Linked DNA regions of Homo sapiens: region 1 is linked to region 2. The links are chromatin loops, found by intact Hi-C in ENCODE. Cell type or tissue: heart left ventricle. All regions are shown on one strand. Each heading gives the region's core, and the rest is flanking DNA. Links, peaks and the distances in the headings are about the cores only.

Evidence for each region. A loop is a pair of places that touch in the nucleus more often than their neighbours do. Peaks named below come from ENCODE experiments on the same cell type or tissue, not always from the same donor. Only the 100,000 strongest peaks of a DNase experiment are listed, where the experiment ranks them.
Region 1: it touches region 2 in a loop (2.6-fold over the local background); 4 of 110 quality-filtered maps call a loop at or near these places.

What each region holds. Positions count from the first base shown.
Region 1 is chr6:14,877,878-14,883,367 of GRCh38, reverse strand. All of the region lies in intron 2 of LOC105374945 (a long non-coding RNA gene), which reads left to right. Among named protein-coding and RNA genes, the nearest start is that of JARID2-DT, 360 kb to the left of the region's middle. RefSeq lists enhancers at 1-147, 2,603-3,112, 3,113-3,623. In heart left ventricle, for the core only: a CTCF peak has its summit at 3,173; DNase peaks (open chromatin) are centred at 702 and 3,241; H3K27ac peaks cover 1,666 bases.
Region 2 is chr6:15,387,275-15,392,495 of GRCh38, reverse strand. All of the region lies in intron 2 of JARID2 (jumonji and AT-rich interaction domain containing 2), which reads right to left. Among named protein-coding and RNA genes, the nearest start is that of JARID2-AS1, 140 kb to the right of the region's middle. RefSeq lists enhancers at 1,914-2,273, 4,896-5,005, 5,016-5,095. In heart left ventricle, for the core only: a CTCF peak has its summit at 1,992 (motif pointing right); no DNase peak of the experiment used is centred there; H3K27ac peaks cover 786 bases.

The DNA.
Region 1 (5,490 bases), core at 254-5,253, 510 kb after region 2:
TTGGCTTCTCTGATTTTGCTTGCTATTTTTGGCCGAAAGTCTATTTTATTAAGTTCAAAGGCATCTCTGTTTTGCCAGGAGTGGAGAAATAGAGCAACTTGCCAGCAGTACCTGAAGAGACCAGGGTCTTCTGGGCCATAGTGTTATTCTGGGAATCCTGGTTTCCACAGGAAGCATGCTGTTGATTTTTGTTTCTAATGTTGGAGTTTCGTAGTAACACTGTTTTAGTATTGGGGGACTGGGTGATGAGATTCCTCTTGGTATTTCATCCATTTACAGGCCACCACTGACTGAGCACCTACTACCTGTCCTGTGCTCTATTCTGAGACACAAGGATGAATGATCTGTGTCTTTAATGCTTGTGAGGCTCAGAGAGTATCGAGGAAGAAAGTTATGTAAACTGTGGATTGTAATGTAATGTGATAAGTACGGGTGTGTGTCTATTTGCAACACGAATGCTTCCAGGCATGCCAGCTTGTGGGTACAGATGAGGTCAAATGCACTGTCAGAACTCACATTTCATTGTTCCGGCCCCTCCCCCATCACTCAGAACCTCAGCCATTTATCGCTGTGAGTCCCTGGGGTCTCGCTTCTTTTCTTTGGCTCGTGCCTTTATGCTGTCCCTGGCCCCCAGGTCCACTGCTGGGTTCCTCTGCTGCTTGTGTTCCCTGGGATGACCCTTGGGCTTCTGCCAAAAGCCTGACAGCTCCTGCTCCCCAGGCCCACTCAATGCCTTGGTCCTCACCCACATCCCTGAGCTGAGCCACCCTCGGTCCTGGGCAAGAGAGGGGAGAACATGGCTCGCCTCTCTTTTGGGTTACATTTCATCACTGGGCACAAAGCAGCATGTCTGGGCTCCTGTGTCTCACAGCTCCTCTTTCAGCCAAGTTTCAGCAGAACTTGGACATAAATCCATGGGGCCAGGTCAGGGTCCAACATCTGGTACAAACACAATAAGCACCTTCTTGCAGACATCACCCCCATTGAGTAAGTGCATTCCTCTCTTTCTCTTACTTCCTTCTGCCAAGCATCACCTCCTTAAACAAATGGCTTCTGCCGGCCACTGGTCAGTTCATTAGACACACTCAGACTTAATGCTTCTTAAGGGTGTCCTTTTCTTCCTGCTCTCACCATTTTATTTCAGGTCCTCATGACCTTGCCTGAACTGTTGGCCATAGTTTTCTAATTGGCTTTCCTTCCTCTGGTCTTTGCTCCCTTCCACCCTGTACCCAGAGTTGCTTCAATCAATGACCATCCTTGGAAAGGGTCTGTTCTGAGTTTGCGTTGTACAGAAATGATCTTGCTAATTAGAGCAAGGTCCCAGGATATGATTAAAATTACATTGCTGGTGATTGGCCTCTTATATATTTTTTATATATACGGTTTTTACCTTACCCAGTTTCCAAATGGAATTTGATTTCATGTGATTCCATGAATCATTCTTGTTATTCCCAGCCCATCAATATCTAGGGGAAATGGCCATTTAGAATCAATGTCTTTATTTGTTCCATCTGGATAGTTATGAAATTTGAAAGCATTAGAACTCTTATGAAGAAGATGGTCCTTACCAAATTTCAGAAACAAAGATTGGATTTAGGCCCACCATAGCTTTATTCACGATGGGCTTTAATGATAGTATCTGAAATGGATTCACTAGAGAATGCGGTCCTGCCCTGGGGCCTCATGTTTCTGAACTGATGGAAACCGCTGGACGAGCAGAGCTGGGAGCTGGGAGAAGTCAGGATATTAACTAGGCAGCACTGGATAAATCACAAACCAAGATCCACAACTTCCTCAAAGGGTTGACTCATAGCATTGACCAGTGCCAAAGATCTACTACAATAGTAGCCTTAAAAAAAAAAAAGTTTCACTAAGGTCAAGAAGAACCATAAGCACTGCCTATGCATTAAATTAACACTGGGGAACATTTTTATCATAATGCAATACAATTTAGATTTTTCTCATTGTTTTCATTTTGGAGGGAAAAGTGAGCTCCTCAAAGCCGTTTGCTTAGTATGTGTGTCACCGATTTGGAGACCAGATGCTGGGAGATACTGGAAGTCTGTGTCTAGAGGGGACTCTGCCTGTGGAGCTGGAAAATCTTTCTCCTGACTCAGTTGCTCCACCCCAAAAGGATACCAAAAATATTGTGCAAAGAGAGAAAAGTCAGGATCTTGGTGAAGGGAGCAGCCTCCTCCATCCTTTTAATCAAAGAAAATTTCATGATTGTATCCTTACAGTCCTTTGTTGTAAGGTAAAGGCTGTAGAAAGAGATCCCAGCAGGCTGGATTAGACAAGGAAATCTCCACAATATAAAAGGAAATTGCCCTTGTCTCTAAAGGATGGGCAGGATTTAGACAGCTGGAGGCAAGAACATTCTCCATGGGGAAAGGGGCAGTGGAGATGGAAATGGGATTGATGGATTCCTGAGACAGAGGTCGGGAGCCTTGCTGTGAAAGAGGAAATGTGTTGGGAAATAGTAGGAACCGAAGTTTCTGGGCAGAGCAGGCCTTTATTATGGAGGGCCATGAAAGACAGGAAAAAAAGTTTCTGTTTAACCTTGCAGGAAGCTGGAAGCCATGGAAACTTTTCAGCAGGGGAATGACAATAACAAGACAGACTTGGAGACAGAAAGCCTGGATTTGGGGGCATTGTAATTGAGCGCCAATATCATGAAAATAAAATAAACAATAACAACAAAAACTGCTGAGACTATGGAGACTGATTTGTTATGGGAAGGGAAAGAAAGTGATGTCAAAGATGCCACCAGGGGTTGGACTAATAGAGACCAGGGCTACCCAAAGACACGAGGAGGGGCTGCTGGTCTGGAGGGAGGGTTGTGAGTTTTGTTTTGCCTGTTTGAGTTTAAGAACATGATGAGGAACCCAAGTGCAGCTCAACAGTGGGGCTGCTGCCTGAGCCCCTGGAGACTAAATCCGCTTAGAGGTGATGATTGAAAGAAAGTGTGAGCCTGGAAAAATGTTCTTTTAGAGAAAGCGTGAAGAAAGGAGAGCGGGGGCCCAAGACTGGGCCTTGGACTGGAGGCTGAAGAGGAACCTGTGAAGGAAACAGAATGTTCCCAGCCAAGGGCTCCCTGGTCCTGCAGGATGCCTTGCTGCCTGCTGCCCAGGGCACAGCAACCATTGCTACCAAAACAGTGCCAGCTCCAGCTTGCGGCAGAGAAAAGCGATGCAGGCCTGGAGGCCAGCAGCAATGTTGACATGATGTGCTACATTATTCGACCTACCCACCTTGGTGTCTACTTTAGGGCACCCTTTCAAATCCGGCGCTGTCGGGTGCAGTATCCATGTTACCAATGGTTTAAGCTGATAGTTTAGAAGGGCCCTGTAATTAGGGTTGCCAGATTTAGCAAATGAAAATATAGGATACTCAGTTAGATTTGACCAGATAAACCATGAATGTTTTTTAGTATAAGTATGTCCCAAATATCATATAATATATACTTGTATTTTAAAATGTGATTATTTCTCTGAAATTCAAATTTAACTGGGCATCTTGTTTTTCATCTGGCAATCTTTCTATACTCTGATAAATCTTCTGATCTCAGTTCTAAGGGGGCCATGATCACACCTTTTCTTGGCGAGTGGCCCCTCTTCCCCAAGACACATTTCATTCTCTTTTTTCCCTCCCCCACATTGAATCAGATGGTATTATTCAGAATACACAGGCCATTGTTCTACACCCACCATGTGCTTGGCAGGGCACAAGTTATTTTCACATATACAATATCAGTAGTTTGCAACTTGTTCAGGGGATATAGAACTTGAAAATCAGGTGCTTTTGGCAGACTATCACAGATGTAAAAATTTTTTTTTTTTTTTTTTTTTTTTTTTGAGACAGAGTCTCACTCTCTTGCCCAGGCTGGAGTGCAGTGGCATGATCTTGGCTCACTGTAACCTCTGCCTCCTGATTCTCCTGCCTCAGCCTCCTGAGTAGCTGGGATTACAGACATGCATCACCATGCCCGGCTAATTTTTGTACTTTTAGTAGAGATGGGGTTTCACCATGTTGGCCGGGCTGGTCTCAAACTCCTGACCTCAGGTGAGCCGCCCACCTTGGCCTCCCAAAGTGCTGGGATTACAGGTGTGAGCCACCGTGTCTGGCCATAAATGTAAAATAATTATACCAGCAATTCTGACAATGCCATGGAGGTGGGAAAGAAGCCCCAACAATGATTGAGACTGAAAGTTATGTGCGGGCATGCAATGAAACATTACAATAGAAAAATACATATATCCAAAGTACAGTCATGTTTTTAAGTCATTCCATTGATATTTTTGACAGGCAGTTTATTGAGATATGTGTTTTTGTTCTCCCTGTTGTATTTTCACCTTCCTCATTCCTGAGAAACTGAGTCTTGTCTTATAAGACCAAAGCATGACTTGTTGGTACCCAGAAGACAACTCCACCTGATATTTGTTGTAAAGGCCCTTTGAGTAGGATTACACTGGGCCTTCTGGGAAAGGAAAGGGATGAAAGAAAATGTTCACAGTTGAGAAATTGAATTGGGTTGGTGGGTAAGGAGTGGGGGAGTCCATGAAATTAAGAGCAGGACTGGCTTTGGGATCTCTAAACATGGGAGGTCCTGGGCCCTGAAGGGGTCTAGAATAAGCCAAGGTGGCATAAAAAAATTATTTTGAGCTGAAGGCATTTGAGTTCATGAAATCTCTTATCTGCCTAAAAGCAGAGCCTCCCAAAAGAACTCAGTTTTTATAAATCCCCTCCTTGGAAGCAATTCTAATCTTCTCTTCTTGGAAATGAGAAATTGGTACCACAGTCAAACAGATATTGTTACAAAAAGATCATTTTTCCCTTTTATTCTCCTATGGGCACATTTGTCTTTCTAAAAAGTCATTTGTTTTCCCTAAGTGCCATTTCTTCTCCATTTCTAAGTAGTCATTTGTTTTCCCAGAAGTGCCCCTCTGCCCCTCCCCTTCCCCTAATAGGGTAGCATATAAGCCCTGAATTCTAACCACCTCCTTGAGACTCCTTGAGTCTTTGTGAATTCCAGTGTGTACATATACAATTATAATCTGTTTTTTTTCTCGTCCTCATCTATCTTTTGCCAGTTTAGTTTGCACATCCCCAATCACCGCACCTAAGAGGGTAGAGGAAAAGTTTTTCCTCCCAGACAGTCCCTCTTGTGCCAAGTGCCTCCTGAGGATTGTGGCAGGTTGCCTGTAGGGTTAGGGTGGGGGTCCCATGGGTGTATCTGTGGACACAGTGGCTACATGGGGGCTCCCTGAATTCTTTCAGAGTAGGATGTGCTGATCTTGCCAGGCAACCAGTGCTCAACAGAAGCAGAGAGAGAGGGACTGTTGGCCACAGTGGCAGCCCCCACAGCTCAACCTCCTGGTACATTCCTTCCCTCCTCACATATTCAAGTCCTGGTACCACATAGCACTCACAATGCCACGGCGGGGGAAGGAAGCCTCAATAATGACTGAGACTGAATTTCCTACCAGCTAG
Region 2 (5,221 bases), core at 1-5,000:
CCCCTGTTACAAGCTTAGAACCCCCTCCTCACCACCTCCCCCATAAACAGGGCAAGTCGGACAGAAGGTGAATCCTTTTCAGGGGGCAAATGCAGCAGCAGGCTGACAAATCACCTTAAATTTAGCAGCAGATGGCTCGAGGTGGTAATCAGTCTAGCTTGTAGGGGAGGGGAGAAGGGGAAATAGAGATTGGAACTGTTAAAGAGCCCCAGGCTTATTCAGAAAACTAAAAACTGTAAGGAAAACTTCGTATACAAACGAATATCCCAAAGGGTGATTTTTATTAGAAATGGTTTTAGGCCACCTTAACGTGGCTTGACAGTAAAGGAAGGACAGCAATCATCAACTAATACTCTGGACAAAGTGGCACTAAAACCTAGGCCAAGTTGGACTCACATTTTGCCACCTCCAGACACGCACACACACACACACACACACACACACACACACACACACCACTCTGGGATCACTGCACTGGTGCCTTCACACACCAAAGGACAGGGTCAGTAGCCATGAAGGGCACATTTCCTCCAGAATACTTCTCATTCGCTTCCCTCCACATTCTGCAAAAGCATCCAAATGCTTCCCTGACCCAAAAGCATGATAGAGCCACCAAAGTGGGAGAGCAGGAGCATGCCTTCAACACCCCAAAGCCACTCACCACTGAAACAAAACCAAATGAGACAAAGAGATCTAGTGTTTTGTTTTACATAAGGAGGATGCCAGTGAAGGCATGCCTTGCTCCTAGACACCCAGTTACTGGTAGAACAAGAATTACGATCCAATGTCAGTGCCCATTCCAACATATCAAATTTTTGATGCATTCAATATTGCTTGAGATGGCTACAGTCCAGGAATTCTGGTTTAATATGATTTGACAGATTGCAAAGTGAATGGTTGCATAACACAGCCTTTATCATTTCTAAAAAGCTGCCTAAAATAGATAGGCCTTAAGAATTTTCTTTTGTTGACCCTAACTTAGAGCTTGTTCCCATCGGATGCTCTCCCACAGTCACTTTCTCCCCTCTGTCTGTCTCAGGCCTCCCCACTGACCCAGCTGGCACAGATCTAGCCTCCATTACATGCCACATGCTGGCTCTGAAACTCTCTGCTAGGGCTCCTCAGAGACTTCAGAACCCAATAGTCTGTGGGGTACCCCTCCTATACAAACCTAACACCGACTACGCCTACAGGGCAGCTTTCACCAACACCACTGAGGATGCCTTGCTGGGGAAAACTAGAGAGGCAATCCTTCCTTCCATGCTTGTCAGGGCCGCAGCAGTCTCAGCTCGCCAAGCCCTAGGGTGAGGCCTGATTACAAGACATTGGCATTCAGAACCTAGAAGGGGGCAAACCAACTTGAAAACCGTCCCTTAGGTGTCCTGCTTCATGACAAAGCTACAGCACAAATAGGAAGTCACGGGGTACTGTATATCTACAACCTCAATAATGATCGCCCTTTTAAATGTTTACATTCTTCCAGGCACTAAGAACCTGAAATAAATCAACTGCATTCATCGTAAGAATACCACCTCTGAGGAAAAAAAATTAGTATCCCATTTTCTGAGACGGAAAACAACAAACCAAACAGATGGTGGTATCAAGTTTGTCGGTTTTCTGAACCCTTGGTGGGACCCTGGGACATACTTACAGGGATGACAGTGTGATCCTTCAACAATTTCCACTAGCAGAGCTGGAGGACTGCGGCCTACTGGACCTGAGCTGGCAGGAGGGTAGATGCCCAGCCATTCTCTCCAGGAAATCTCTGATGGTCTGTATTCATGGATCCAAGGACAACCCAGTCTTCCTTCAGTTTTACAGAGCACACATGAGAAGGCCCAGCTTGCGTTCCCAGAGATGACCTGAGCTCTGTCAACAACTGCCTACCCCCACAAAAGGACAGGCAATCCCTTGCACAGAGTTTCTCACAGAGGGGCTAAGAAATCGGCCAGCAGGGATGTCAACATCCACTACCAAGAACAGCCACTTGATGGCAATCTTAACCTATTCCCTTGGAATTCGTCCATAAAGGGAGACCCCAGAAGGCTAGAAGCACCAAGCATGGGCTGCACAACGTGGACAGAGCTAAGAAGGACGTCCCTGCTTGACCTGAGTGTGCGGCAGTGCGGCGATGAACGGATAGAGAACCCCACACCAACAAGCACTGTTGGGTTCTTCTCCATATCTAGGCTTCTCTGGGGACTAGGCAGAAGTGGCTATAGGCTCTGCAGTCAGACAGCTCAGGAGCATGGAAACCTCTCGAGCTCCATGGCGCACTCACATTGGGTTTCTCATCAGACTGAAATGCAAGTGGACAGATGACAACAAATATGAGAATAAATCAAAGGCAAGTTCCTCCTCCTTACTGTGGAAACTTGTTCTCTGAAACAGGGAAGGGCAGGAGGCAGGGGGTGAAAAAAGTGGACTTTCCTTAGAAGGTGGGACACCTGTTGAATAAAGCACTCAAGCACCGCCCTCCTCATTTAAGTTGTCAAAGAAGGAAACTAAAAGCCATGTGCATCTCTAGGAAAAAAGTCTCTCCAGTTAAAAATAGAAATACACTGTAAATTGCTGCACTACACACTTCTATTTTTGGTAGCAGGAAGATGAACTGAAGGGCTCTCTGAAACATCAAAACATCAAAGGGTGGGAGGGGGTCCATACCATCATATTACCATAAAATAGTCCACTGTCTTAGCTAGGATAATGACACGTTTCCACAGAGGGTTCGACCTCACTTTGTGTGGTAGTTTCCCAACTCCTGGCTTCTCCATTTATAAAAAGAGTTCAGGCAGAGTGAAGAGTTTGCCAACATTTTCCTCAGAGGGATTCAGAAAGTGCCAGCTGAGAGCCTTCCAGCTCACCCTTTAAAACTCTGTAACACTTTCCAACTGAGCAAACTGGAAGGCCCTTTCAAATGACACTAGGAACAAAGTCATCTCATGGAGGGTACACTGCTGGGGGAGCCCCTAGGGAACAGATCACTCTAGATGCATTCTTCTAAATTCACTCTCAAAGGAGGCAAGATGCTATTTTTCAAATAAGCATTCAAAAGCATGGGTCCCTTGGTGAAAACCCCAATCACATGGGATGGAAGCAGACTATCAAAAATAACAGTGTTCCAGCCTGGGCAATACAGTGACACCCCATCTCTACCAAAACATTTAAAAATCATCCAGGCGGTGACACGTGCCTATAGTCCCATCCACTCAGGCGGCTGAGGTGGGAGGGTTGCTGGGGGCGGTGCACGCAAGCTGCAGTGAGCTGAGATCGTGTCACTGCACTACAGCCTGGGCAACAGAAAAAATAAAAACAAACAGTTAAATAAATTGATTAAATATAAAAGACAGTTAAATGATTGCAAAATGGAGACCTTGGACTGCCTTCATGTAACACATGGCAGCATAACTTTGAGAGCCATGGAAAGCTAAAAGCAGACTACCACTTCAGAGACCACCAGAAGCTAGCCTGGGAGCCTCCACACGTGGCCTTCCCCGTCACCAAGATGGCAGTACCAAGCATGAACAGGCACCCACCTAACTGCAGAAAGAAAACAGGGACTCAGTTAAGGATTACCCAGATGACAAGGGCAGGGCAGATCACACAGGAAGACAACCTTTCTGTGTATACACAGAAAGAGCTGAACCAGCCATTAGCTCCAAAGCATAAATGAAGCAAGAACACTAGTAACAGGTCAGGGAGAGAAGCTACGGGGTCTGAAAGCATGCGGGGCATAAGTTACCATGAAACACAAGAGACAGCTCTCCTTGGATGTCAATGGCAGGGTACAGGTTTGGCCTTGCCGGTTTATAATCAAGAATGGGATGTCACTGGCGAATATAAAATATTATAAAATATTTATATATTTTATATTATAGTTTGTTGTAGAAAAATTATATATATATATTTTATAATATATTATAAAATAGCTCATGTTTCTCTCCTCATCCCCACACCTCCTTGAACGATAGACTTGTACTGTTTTTATCATCCTTGGGAAAGAAATTATGAAGAAGCTAAATCTGGGACTCTACAGAAACATTTTAAAGCCTATAGAGGAAGCTAAAAGGATAGATGAGATTTGGCAGCAGGTGAGCTTAAAAATCAAATTGTAAATTAAGGGATTTATGAACTGTAGGGTAATTTCCCAGAAGCATATCTAGTAATCACTCTTCTGGCTTTTAAAGATATACCATACAGGACTCTAAACATTTAAAGTGGCTCAAGTAATAACAGGTTATTTCCAAAAGCTAAGTAAAGGGCCCTCTAAATTTGAGGGAAATCAGATCTAAGACATTCACAAGCACAGCAAAACTACCCTAGTCCATTACAATAAATCTGATAGTAATTAAAGCTACTTAAATACACATATCACAGAATTCGAAGATTTAGAAAACACATGAAGCCTTTCTCTAGCAGGGAACAATATCACTCTATAAGAAAGAACGTCAATAAATCCTATTCACAAACAAGTCACCTCTGGCTGTAGGAAGCCCTATCTGGTGACCCTGCAGGGTCTTTCTATTCTATTACACGTCAAGAATAAAAAATGGCTGGGAGTCACAAAAGGTAGATAAGATGAATTACTGTTAAACAGATAGGATTCCCTCGACCTCAGAAGTCCTCAAATAATTCCACAATGCTTCCCCAAATAATCTATGACAACAGAAACATCCTCCCAGGACCATCACAACTGCCATCCCCCTGTCAAAAGCAGTTACTCCATCCAGGCTTCTCAAAGGTCAAACAGCTCTAAGGGTTTCCTGACTTACCAGGAAAATGTTCTAGTATCACACAAGCAAGAAAGAAAACATGCTGCAGATTAACATGGAGTTTAATTTAATCTACAGTTAGACTGGAATAAAATTGTCACCATGTCCAAGGCCTGCAGAGACTGTAATGTACTCCCCACAAAGTCTTCTGTTGAAGCTCTAACCCCTAAGGTCCATGAGAAGGTGATCGAGGGTAAATAAGGTCATAGGGGCACAGGGCTCTGACCTGAGAGGGCTGGAGTCCTCGCATGAGGAGGAAGACTCAGAGGAACCAGCCAAGAAGAGGGCACTCAACAGGAACCCAGCTGGCCTGCACCTTGATCTTGGACTTACAGACACCAGAACTGTGAGAAATGGAAATTTCTATTATATCAGCAGCCCAGTCTAAGGTAATTTATTATGGCAGCCTGAGCTGACTAATATACAGACTTTCACCACAGCCGCAAGAA